Regions from separate parts of the Homo sapiens genome. Here region 1 is linked to region 2. A link is an interaction called in ENCODE POLR2A ChIA-PET data of the cell type or tissue named here. Cell type or tissue: HepG2. All regions are shown on one strand. Each heading gives the region's core, and the rest is flanking DNA. Links, peaks and the distances in the headings are about the cores only.

What was found. Peaks named below come from ENCODE experiments on the same cell type or tissue, not always from the same donor. Only the 100,000 strongest peaks of a DNase experiment are listed, where the experiment ranks them.
Region 1: POLR2A ChIA-PET joins it to region 2 with 5 read pairs; 32 of 35 experiments call an interaction of 5 or more read pairs at or near these places.

The regions. Positions count from the first base shown.
Region 1 is chr4:39,639,885-39,647,161 of GRCh38, forward strand. It overlaps SMIM14-DT (SMIM14 divergent transcript), which reads left to right. Exons shown (of 6, transcript NR_183845.1): 2 at 1,810-1,908. Among named protein-coding and RNA genes, the nearest start is that of SMIM14-DT, 4.4 kb to the left of the region's middle. RefSeq lists an enhancer at 1,412-2,007. In HepG2, for the core only: no CTCF peak of the experiment used is centred there; DNase peaks (open chromatin) are centred at 3,217 and 3,427.
Region 2 is chr4:39,512,170-39,517,169 of GRCh38, forward strand. UGDH (UDP-glucose 6-dehydrogenase) reads right to left here. Exons shown (of 12, transcript NM_003359.4): 3 at 1,914-2,015. Among named protein-coding and RNA genes, the nearest start is that of UGDH, 13 kb to the right of the region's middle. RefSeq lists enhancers at 2,840-3,134, 2,982-3,126, 3,021-3,165 and cis regulatory regions at 3,049-3,059, 3,087-3,100. In HepG2, for the core only: no CTCF peak of the experiment used is centred there; a DNase peak (open chromatin) is centred at 2,982.

The DNA.
Region 1 (7,277 bases), core at 1,322-6,321, 130 kb after region 2:
AGTTGCTTTGGTTGTAGAGCTGGAATAAGAGTGCTGCTTTTACCCAATCTTCCTTTTAGAGCAAGTTGGTGCTTCCTATTCTCCCATTCTAGTCTCTGAGTCTCCCCGCTAAATTTTGGGGGCCCTGGAAATTTCCCAATTTGGCAAAATGCAGAACTATATTGTTTTCTTAGGTCCTTCAGTTGGCAAGCTTTAATTAAAATGGGACAAGTGGCGAAGTAAAAGTGAATCCCAAACAAAGATTTTACGAAAGTGCCTCTCTGCCAGTCTTGACGGAGAGGTGAAAGCTGCAAGCTTTCTTACTCAGATTTGATGACCTTTTCACTTACCCAGACTTCCACCTCAGCAATTTGGTTAATTACCCCTCGACAAGCTGAATCACCTTCCCCAAATAAGTATCATTTACAAGAGCTTTTTAATTAAAGTGGATATTGAACACAGGTAAAGGTTTCTAGAAAATTAAAGGTTTCTGGTAAAACTTGAAGTGTTTCCCAGTTAACTAATTGCAAAGTAGATACAAAGAATAAAGATTTTGGCCCTTAATCTGCAACCTTGAACTCTGCTTACTCAAATTCAGAGTTTGAGATGGAATCTGGTGCCCTAATGAGCTGACACTGTACCAAAGGGTCTTTAATTTGTGCAACTCCAAACAAAATCTGTTATGCTTGAGTGCACCCATGGGCACGTATGTGTTTGAGAACACAGCTGTGTTTAAGAGAACAGTATGGTACAAAACTAGAATTGTACTGGTTGTTGCAAAATTCTCAGTACTTGGTTTTGTTGTTGTTGTTTTTGTTGTTGTTGTTTTTGTTTGTTTTTGAGATGGAGTCTTGCTCTGTTGCCCAGGCTGGAGTGCAGTGGCTCGATCTCGGCTCACTGCAAGCTCCGCCTCCTGGGTTCACGCCATTCTCCTACCTCAGCCTCCCGAGTAGCTGGGACTACAGGCACCCGCCGCCACCACGCCTGGCTAATTTTTTGTATTTTTAGTAGAGACGGGGTTTCACCATGTTAGCCAGGATGGTCTCAAGCTCCTGACCTCGTGATCCGCCCGTCTCGGCCTCCCAAAGTGCTGGGATTACAGGCGTGAGCCACCGCGCCTGGCCTTTTTTTTTTTTTTTTTGAGATAGGGTCTTGCTCTGTTGCACAGGCTGGAATGCAGTGGTGCAATCATAGCTCACTACAGCCTCAAACTCCTGGGCTGAAGTGATCCTCCCATTTTAGCCTCCTGAATAACTAAGACTACAGACACATGCCACCACAGTGAGCTACTTTTTTTTTTAATTTGTTATAGGATCTTGCTATATTGTTGAGACTGGTCTTGAACTCCTGGTCTGAAGTGATCCTCCTGTTTCAGCCTCCCAAAGTGTTGGGGTTACAGGCATGGGTCACTGTGCACACCCAGTACTTGCTTTATAAAGTAAATTACAGGAAAACCAAGATGTTAGGATTAGCCTGGCGAGGTGCTGTATGCCTGTAGTCCCAGCTACTCAGGAGGCAGAGACAGGAGAATTGCCTGAACCCAGGAGTTAGAGGCTTTGAATAGCCACTGCACTCCAACCTGGGCAACATAGCAATACCTTGTCTCAGAAACAAACAAACAAAAAAGATGTTGGGATCCTTGGTAGCCAGCCTCTAAGAGGACCCCCAGTGATTGTCACCGCTGGTGGTCTGCATCAACCCTTTGAATCAGGACTACTATGTTTTACCAATAGAATACAATTGAATGTGTGTGACTTCTGAGGTTAGGTCACAAAGACACTGATTGCAGCTTTCCCTCTCATTCTCTTTGATTGCTTGCCCTGGAGGAAGGCAGTCTCCACACCACTGTGCTCGAACAGCTCTATGAAGAGGCCTATGTGGAGAGGAGAAAAAGCCTCCACCAACAGCCAGCACCAACTTGCCAGCCATGTGAGTGAACTAACTTGATTGATCCTGCAGCCCTAATCAAGCATTCAGATGACTGCATCCCTGCCCAACATTTGATTGCAAGTTTTTGAGAGCTAGAATAGGCTAGCTCTTACCCACAGACACTGATATGGGATATTATATGCTTTTTTGTTCTGATCTTTAAGAGCAGTTTTTTCTCCCTTTTTTGTTGTTTGTTTTTGTTTTTGTTTTTGAGTCGGAGTTTTGCTCTTGTTGCCCAGGCTGGAGTGCAATGGTGTGATCTCAGCTCACCACAACCTCCGCCTCCCAGGTTCAAGCAATTCTCCTGCCTCAGCCTCCCCAGTAGCTGGGATTACAGGCATGTACCACCACGCCCGGCTAATTTTGTATTTTTTAGTAGGGACAGGGTTTCTCCATGTTGAGGCTGGTCTCAAACTCCTGACCTCAGGTGATCCACCCGCCTCGGCCCCACAAAGTGCTTGGATTGCAGGCATGAGCCACTGCGCCAGGCTGTTTTTTTTTTTTTTGAGTCTTGCTCTGTTGCCCAGGCTGGAGTGCAGTGGTGCAATCTTGGCTCACTGCAACCTCCGCCTCCTGGATTCAAACGATTTCCTGCCTCAGCCTCCCTAGTAGCCGGGATTACAGGTGCATACCACCACACCTGGCTAATTTTTGTATTTTTAGTAGAGATGGGGTTTCACCGTGTTGGCCACGCTGGTCTCGAACTCTTGATCTCAGGTGATCCGCCTGCCTTGGCCTCCCAAAGTGCTGGGATTACAGGCGTGAGCCACTGTGCCCGGCCCCTAAGTGCAGTTTTTCTAAACTAAACAATGGAAGAACTAAAAAGTGTGTAATTCTATGTGTAAAGAATAACATAGAATTCCTACCATACAACCGAGAGCATAGTAAACATTGAATAAATATTTGTTGAATGGACACAGAATTAAAAAAGAAACACCAATTGGAGAATTTGGAACAAATACTGATAGTTAAAGGAGAAATACCATAATATATGAAGGGCTCATACAAATCAATAGGGAAAATTAATGCCTGCCACACATGCATAGGTATAAAGTATGAACTGATGGTTCACACACACAAAGGAAATACAAATGTTTGACATTTGAAAATCTTCCATCTCACTAGTAATCAAAAAATGCAAATTAAAATGATTTTCTTTTTTGGCTACTACATTAAGGAAATATATTTATTTATTTACTTATTTTAGAGATGGGGTCTTGCTCTGTCACCCAGGCTGGAGTGCAGTGGCTATTCACAGATGTGACCACAGTGCATTGCAACCTTGAACTCCTGGTCTTAAGCAATCCTCCTACCTCAGCGTCCTGAGTAGCTGGGACTACTGGCATGTGCCACCCAGCCTTTTTTTTTCTTTTAATAGACAGGAGTCTCACTATGTTGGCCAGGCTGGTCTCCAACTCCTAGCCTCAAGGGAAGTGCAAACTACTGCACCAGGCCTGGACAACATGGTGAAACCTTGTCTCTACAAAAAAAAAAAAAAAAATTAACCAGACATTGTGGTGGTGCCTATAGTCCCAGCTACTCAGGAGGCTGAGGTGGGAGGGGATGGCTTGAGTCCAGGAGGTAGAGGTTGCAGTGAGTCAAGATTGCGCCACTGTATTCCAGCCTGGGCGATAGAGCCAGACTTTATCTCAAAAAATTTTTCTTTTTTTCATATTTGAAAATAGAGCTAGGGTCTCACTATGTTGCCTAGACTGGTCTCAAACTCCTGGGCTCAAGTGATCCCACCGCCTTGGCCTCTCAAAGTGCTGGGATTATAGGCATGAACCACCACACCCAGCCTATTTTATTCTTTTTGATGATATTATAAATGGAATTGCTTGTTTTTTGTTTTTGAGACAGAGTCTCGCTCTGTCACCCAGGCTGGAGTGCTATGACACTATCTCAGCTCACTGCAACCTCTACCTCCCAGGTTCAATCAATTCTCATGCCTCAGCCTCCTGAGTACCTGGGACTACAGGTGCGCACCACCACCCCGGCTAATTTTTGTAATTTTAGTGGAGACAGGGTTTCACTATGGGCTTGAACACCAAGGTCTTGAACTCCTGGCCTCAAGTAATCCGCCCACGTCCACCTCCCAAAGTGTGGGATTACAGGCATTGAGCCACATCACCTGGTCACTTTCTTAATTTCCTTTTCAGAGTGTTCATTGTTAGTATGTAGAAATGCAGGCGATTTTTGAGTATTGCTTTTGTAGCCTGCAACTTGGCTGAATTTATTAGTTCTAAATTTTTTTTGGTGGATTAGTAGTAGGATCACACCAATGACTAGCCACTGCACTCCAACCTGGGCAACATAGCAAAACTCTGTCTCCTTAAAAAAAAAAAATCATTAAATAATTTGAAATTACAAATACCCTACAGCATATGGAGAAATGTTATGGACATATTGTTAAGGGGAAAAATGATACAACTTGCACACTATGACTACATCTGGGTAAAAAATATTTTGCAGGCGGGTGCGGTGGCTCATGCCTGTAATCCCAGCACTTTGGGAGGCCAAGGTAGGTGGATCACCTGAGGTCGGGAGTTCGAGACCAGCCTTACCAACATGGAGAAACCCCATCTCTACTAAAAATACAAAATTAGCCAAGCGTGGTGGCACATGCCTGTAATCCCAGCTACTCGGTAGGCTGAGGCAGGAGAATTACTTGAACCCGTGAGGCAGAATGGTGAGCTGAGATTGCACCACTGCACTCCAGCCTGGGCGACACAGCAAGACGCTGTCTCAAAAAAAAAAAAATGTATATATATATATGTATGTGTGTGTGTGTATATATATACACTATATATATATATACATTATATATATACATATTTTGCAGATGGATAAATGCTAAAGAAGGCAAGTGAAAATCGGTAATGAGATACATCTTCATTTTATCATGTTTTGGATTTTTTTTGTTTTGGTTTGGTTTTTTTATTTTTTTTGAGACAGGGTCTCACTCTATCACCAGGCTGGAGTGCAGTGGCTCAATCTCAGCTCACTGCAACCTCCACCTGCCAGGTTCAAGCGATTCTGCTGCCTCAGCCTCCCAAGTAGCTGGGACTACAGGCGTGCGCCACCACACCCAGCTAATTTTTTGTATTTTTAGTAGAGGCAGGGTTTCACCATGTTGTCCAGGATGGTCTGATCTCCTGACCTCGTGATCCGCCCATCTCGGCCTCCCAAAGTGCTGGGATTACAGGCATGAGCCACCGCGCCAGGCCAGTTTTTTTTTTTAAACTTTAAAGTTTGGGAGTACATGTGAAGGTTTGTTACATAGGAAACACATGTTACAGAGGTTTATTGTACATATTATTTAATCACCCAGGTTTTTTTGTTTGTTTTGGTTTTGGTTTTTTTTTTTGAGATGGAGTCTCACTCTGTCACACAGGCTGGAGTGCAGTGGTGCGATCTTGGCTTACTGCAACCTATGCTTCCTGGGTTCAAGCAATTCTCCTGCCTTAGCCAACCAGGTAGCTGGGATTACAGGTGTGCGCCACCATGCCTGGCTAATTTTTTTTGTATTTTTAGTAGAGACAGGGTTTCACCAGGCTGGTCTCGAACTCCTGACCTCAGGTGATCCGCCTGCCTCAGCCTCCCAAAATGCTGGGATTACAGGCGTGAGCCACCACGCCTGGCTCATCACCCAGATATTAAGTCTGGTACCCAATAGTTATCTTTTCTGATCCTCTCCCTCCTCCCACCCTCCCCTTGGAATTTTAAAAATATTTCAGTTGCTGAACTATAGTTGGAACTTAGCATATTAAGAATTATTGTGTTTTTAATAGTAATATTCTAAGGTATTGGTTATCATTCTTAAAATTAATCCCGTCTGTTCCAAAGAGTATATGAGACTGATGTTTTATCTCAGACCTAAAGGATTTTTGTTGTTGTTGTTTAGAGATGGAATCTTATTATGTTGTTCAGGCTGGACTCAAACTCCTGACCTCAGGTTATCTGCTCATCTTGGCCCCCCAAAGTGCTGGGACTACAGGCATGAGCCACTGCACCCGGCCACAAGATTTTATACATTCATTTTTTTTGCTGTATAGTAATAGACAATATTGTTTATCAACCTTTTAGAAAGTAATAAAATTAAACTAAACCAGTAATAGAATAATTTTCAAGCTTTTTTATAATAGAAATTGAAGGGCCAGGCGCGGTGGCTCACGCCTGTAATCCCAGCACTTTGGGAGGCCGAGGCAGGCAGATCACAAGGTCAAGAGAGGGAGACCATCCTGGCCAACATGGTGAAACTCGTCTCTACTGAAAATACAAAAATTAGCTAGGTGTGGTGACGGGCATCTATAGTCCCAGCTACTCGGGAGGCTGAAGCAAGAGAATCGCTTGAACCCAGGAGGCGGAGGTTGCAGTGAGCAGAGATCACACCACTGCACTCCAGCCTGGTGACAGTGAGAGTCCATCTCAAAAAAAAAAAAAGAAAGAAAGATAACATAATCTTTAAATTTTTGCCTTTTATAGCCATATCCCTAATTTCCTTATTTTATTTTATTTTTTATTTTTATATAAGAGAGACAGGGCCTCACTATGTTGCCCAGACTGGTCTCGAATTCGTAGGCTCAAGCAATCCTCCCTCCTCAGCCCCACAAAGTGCTGGGATTACAGGCATAAACCACCTTGCCCAGCTCCAGATCCCTAATTTCTACCTCTTTTATTTAAACTAAATCTTATTGCTCAGACTTTCCCTCCATTACACATTAATGGACCTGAACCTAAACAGTCGTTTGTAGACCACTGAACAAGCTTGGAAACAGTCATCAACTCAGTGGTGATAAGCACCCCAATCACCCTGATTATGGTCTCTGAAGATGATTTCCCACTGAACTCCTTGCAAGCTTAGGGAAGGAAATGTTCCACATGGGCCCAAAACATTTTGTTATACCATGAAGCTATCAAAGCTATCAAGATCATGTTAAAAGGACATAAGGTCCAACTTGAAGCGTCTCACATTGACCAATGATATGTCAATTTGAGAATCAAAAAGCAGAATAACTTTTGGCCAGGCTTGGTGGCTCACGCCTGTAATCTCAACACTTTGGGAGGCTGAGGCAGAAGAATTGCTTCAGTCCAGAAGTTCAAGACTAGCCTGGGCAACATAGTGAGACTCCATCTCTACCAAAGAATACAAAAATTAGCCAGGTGTGATGGTGTGCTCCTGTAGTCCCAGCACTTTCGGAGGCTGAGGTGGGAGTATTGCTTGAACCCAGGAGTTGAAGGCTGCAGTGAGCTGTTTTTTTTTTTTTTTTTTGGGACGGGGTTTCGCTCTTTGTTGCCCAGGCTGGAGTGCAATGGCGCAATCTCGGCTCACCGCAGCCTCCGCCTCCTGGGTTCAAGTGATTCTTCTG
Region 2 (5,000 bases), core at 1-5,000:
GTTATAATGCTCTGACAAAAATGAAAGTGCTCTGAAAAGTCTAAAACTTAAAGGGAATAGGAATTATTTTTGAACTAATAGTAAGTAGTACTAACTCTCTTCTCTTGATGAGATTATAACCCAATGGGAGACTAAATAAAGGAATCAAGTGAAAATAAATCAAAACTTGAAGATTGAGTTGAGGTGTGAAAAGCAGGAGGAAAAAGTTGTTTACATGCATGGAACAACTTAGGGCAAGAGTTACATGTAATGGTGTACGGAAAGGCAAAGACAGCTCATGATGTAGGGTGAAACTGGCTAGAGATGGGAGATGATCAGACAGCTTCCCCTGGTAAAGGAGCTTTGAAAACAACAGTTGAAAACTGATTGCTACAAAATAATTCCTGTCTGGCATTCAAAAACAGATTATTTTTAAATGTCCTTTCTGCAGAAAATTATTCTATTACCATTCTAGGCTCTGGTCACCTAAAAATTAGACTAAGTAACTCATTGATTTTTTCCAGGTACCTAGCTACTCCAAAATATTTTCTTATTTTTTTATGCCTCCACTCTAACTTTCTGCAAGTTTAAATAGGGGATGGGTAGGTAAGTCATAAAAGCTGCATCAATTTCTCTGAAGTGATTAAGGAGGTCAAAAAGAAGAGACTGAATTTTTTTTTTTTTTTTTTTTTGAGACAGGGTCTCCTTCTGTCACCTAGGCTGGAGTGCAAGGTACAATAATGGCTCATTGCAGCCTCAACCTCCAGGGTTCAATCAATCCTCCCACCTCAGTCTCCCAAGTAGTCAGGACTACAGACATACAGCACCACGGCCAGCTAAGTAGAGACAGGGTTTCACCATGTTGCCCACGCTGGTCTCAAATTCCTATGCTCAAGCGATCCGCCTGCCTTGGCCTCCCAAAGTGCTGGGATTACAAGCATGAGCCATCATGCCCAGCTCGTAAAGATCTTAAGTCATATAACACCCTCACTCAGCTTCCAACTGGTGATAGCTATATCATTACATACAGAATATTTGAGTAGATGGTTACTAGGACAGCAAGATGTAAGTTGCTTTGGTTCAAATAGTGGTTTACTAGAGTTTAATCTCAAGTGTTGGTTCTGTTTTTTTCATTATAAAGGTAGGACAGTTCAGCCACATTATGAGGTAAAGGTGTCTGTTGGTTAGCCTGATAATCTAACCAACATATGCCAAGTTACAAACAATTAATGTAAAATTCATTTAGAGAGGAGATGCCTGTAAGTTTGCAAACTGATTTTCTTCATCTCACCTCTGCCAACCACTGGAAACAAGAAATAATGAAATAAATATGAAATATACTATCATCACATGTGCTCTCATGTTACCAGCATTTCCTAGTTCTTTTTTTTTTTTTTTTTTTTTTTTGAGACAGAGTCTCACTCTATCACCAGGCTGGAGTGCAGTGGCGCGATCTCGGCTCACTGCAACCTCTGCCTCCTTGGTTCAAGCGATTCTCCTGCCTCAGCCTCTTGAGTAGCTGGGACTGCGGGTGCACACCACCACGCCCAGCTAATTTTTGTATTCTTAGTAGAGACGGGGTTTCACCATGTTGGCCAGGATGGTCTCAATCTCTTGACCTTGTGATCTGCCCACCTTGGCCTCCCACAATGCTGGGATTACAGGCGTGAGCCACCGCACCCGCCCATTTCCTAGTTCTAAATCTCAAATTAGAACTTTGAGTTTACTTGTTCAATGACTTGTAATGACATATTTGACTAGATGATTACGGGGTTTTGTGAACTGTCAGACAAAGTGACAACCAAAATTCACCGGACAACTCTATACTAAGCAATGTTGAGGCTTAATACCAATGGATTTACTATTAAAGTATGATGAAACTTTTATATAGACAAGAATACATTAAAATTCACACAACAAAGGAAAATACTTACAGAAATAAATACAAGATCAGCTTCTTTGATGGCATCATCAATATTGGTAGAAAAAAAAAGATTTTTTCCTCGACAGGATTCTACCACTTCTTTTAGTCCTGGCTAAAAAGAAAAAAGAAAAGGAATTGTACATATAGCTTGCCAGTGATATGAGATAACCTAATAGTATAGAATTACATTTGTTAAAGGGCATGGTAATATTGTAATTTAAAGGTCTAGGTTGTGCTCAAATTACCTTTGTAGACAAGTTAAGGATCATATACCAAAGGCCATAAGTGCACATCTCATTTTTTAAATAGGGACAGGGTCTCACTCTGTCACCCAGGCTGGAGTGCAGTGGTGCAATCTCAGCTCACTGCAGCCTCCGCCTCCTGGGCTCAAATGATCCTCCCATCTCAGCCTCCCAAGTAGCTAGGACCACAGGAGCCATGAGGCCTGGCTAATTTTTGTATCTTTTTTTGGCAGAGATGGGGTTTTGGGGTTTCACTGGGTTGTCCAGGCTGGTCTCACATTCCTGGGCTCAAACAATCCTCCCATCTCAGCTTCCCAAAGTGCTGGGATTATAGGAGTGAGCCACCATGCCCAGCCCATTTATTTTATTTTATTTTATTTTTTTTTGAGACAGAGCCTCTTTCTGTCACCCAGGCTGGAGTGCAGTGGTATGATCTCGGCTCACTGCGACTTCCGTCTCCTGGGTTCAAGCAGTTCTCCTGCCTCAGCCTCCCAAGTAGCTGGGATTACAGGCATGCACCACCACACTGGGCTAATTTTGTATTTTTAGTAGAGATGGGGTTTCACCATGTTGGCTAGGATGGTCTTGAACTCCTGACCTCAGGTAATCCACCTGCCTTGGCCTCCCAAAGTTCTGGGATTACACGCACAAGCCACCACACCTGGCCTATTTTATTTTTTCATACAGGGTTTCGCTCTGTTCCCCAGGCTGGAGTGCAGTTGCGTAACAGCTCACTACAACCTTGACCTCCCAGGCTCAGGCAATCCTCCCTGCTCCTCCTCCTAAAGTGCTGGGATTATAGGAGTAAGTTACCACGCCCTGCCTCATAAGTACACTTAAGTAAATAAAGTAAAATGGAAATTGCCATTAAACTTGCTACAATCAGAAGAGCAGCTCATTTAATGCTTTGTCATTGTTTACCATGTGACTAACTCATAAGAGTTAACCATTAACTATGAGTATCAACACAATTTTCAGAAAATTCAAGGTCTTCTGTGATTTCAAGCAAATATATGATTTTGCATTGTCATTATGAATGCACATTTTTACTCCCAATAATTCAGGCCATAGAACTGGCTGTGAAAGTCAATTTACTCCATATATGCTTAAATAAATATAAATTTTTCTATATGCTTAAATAAATATAAATTTTTCTAAGTCCTATTGCAAGGAACCCTTTTATTTAAAAAAAAAATCCCAGTTTAACAGGAGATATATTTATGTTAAGAATATGGAGGGGTATAAAACCACTTAACAAATATTCTTATAAAAAAAAAATCAAGCCTAAATCTGATTGGACCTGTACCTTTAGATCTAACTACCAATTTACATTAAATAAAGAATAAGTTGAAAAACTCCAAGGAACTGAACCAGCAAAATCTAGACTGAAAAATTTCTTTTTTTTGAGACAGTCTTGCTCTGTCACCCTGGCTGGAGTGCAGTGGCACCATCTCGTCTCACTGCAACATCCACCTACCAGGTTCAAGTGATTCTCGTGCCGCAAACTCCCAAGCAGCTGGGATTACAGGCGCACACCACCATACCTGGCTAATTTTTGTATTTTTGGTAGAGACGGGGTTTTTCCATGTTGGCCAGGCTGGTCTCGAACTCCTGGCCTTAAGCGATCCACCCGCCTCAGCCTCCGAAAGTGCTGGGATTACAGGCATGAGCCACTGTGCCTGGCCTAGACTGTGATAATTTCTAGCCAATAAACAAACTGGTTTCTTCAACCAATAGATACTGGTTGAAGCACAACTATTGTGGGCTACCAGCCTGGGCAACATGGCGAAACCCCATTTCTACTAAAAAAATTTTAAAAAATAGCTGGGCATGGTGGCGCTTGCCTGTAGTCCCAACTATTCAGGAGGCTGAGGTGGGAGGATCACCTGAGCCCAGGAGGCGGAGGTTGCAGTGAGCCAAGATCGGGCCACTGCACTCCAGCCTGGGCCACAGAGCAAGGCCCTGTCTCAAAGAAAAACAAAATTATCTTTTAGAGATACATGATAAAGTATTTATGGATGAAATTATAAATAATCAGCATGGTGGTAGTTGGGAAGGAGGACTGGCCACGTAGATAACTGTTGAAACAAGATGATGGGCACACGGAGATTCATTGTACTGTTATCTTTAATTACATGCTTGAAATCTTCCACAACAAAAAGCAAAAAGAAAACATACCTAAACCACTGAAGCTCACTCTTAGGGGAGAAACTTCAAACAATATCCATCCATAATATTATGGATGTTTAGAAAACTATGTCTATAGCAAAGTGAAAGCCCTTCAGGGGCCATAGGTCTGGCATTACATATAGAGGCAACTCCCTTTTCTCCAATGGTTCCGAGGTCTCTTAACATAAGTAATTGGAGGATGTGAAAAATGTACATATGAATTTCCATTAGTTTGATTAAAATAACAGGACAAGCAAGATATATGAACCACTACAACCATGAATATGATGTCACCAATCACAGTAATGGGTTTCCTTGGTTATTTTGGCTAGATTCTAGAAAATGAGGGAAAAGTTTTATAGAGTCAGGATTTGCAGAGAATAAAATTTAATTCAGTCCTGTGTATAATCTCCTAATATTTAAAGTTACTAAAATCAGAGCAATGCAGAATTCATATACATATAATAAAACCTCAAAATGAAGACTTACATAATTATATTAAAGCCAAAACTGATGCAGAAGCAGTTAATAATATAGGTTCTATCTGTTATTAGGTTCATTATGTAATTATCATAATTGGTATTTAGAATTTATATGGTACTTTTATTAGAAGAACTCAAATCCTTTCACAGGGTAAAATTATCCTCAGTAAAATAAAAATTTTACCCAGAAAAAAAGCAAAGCAA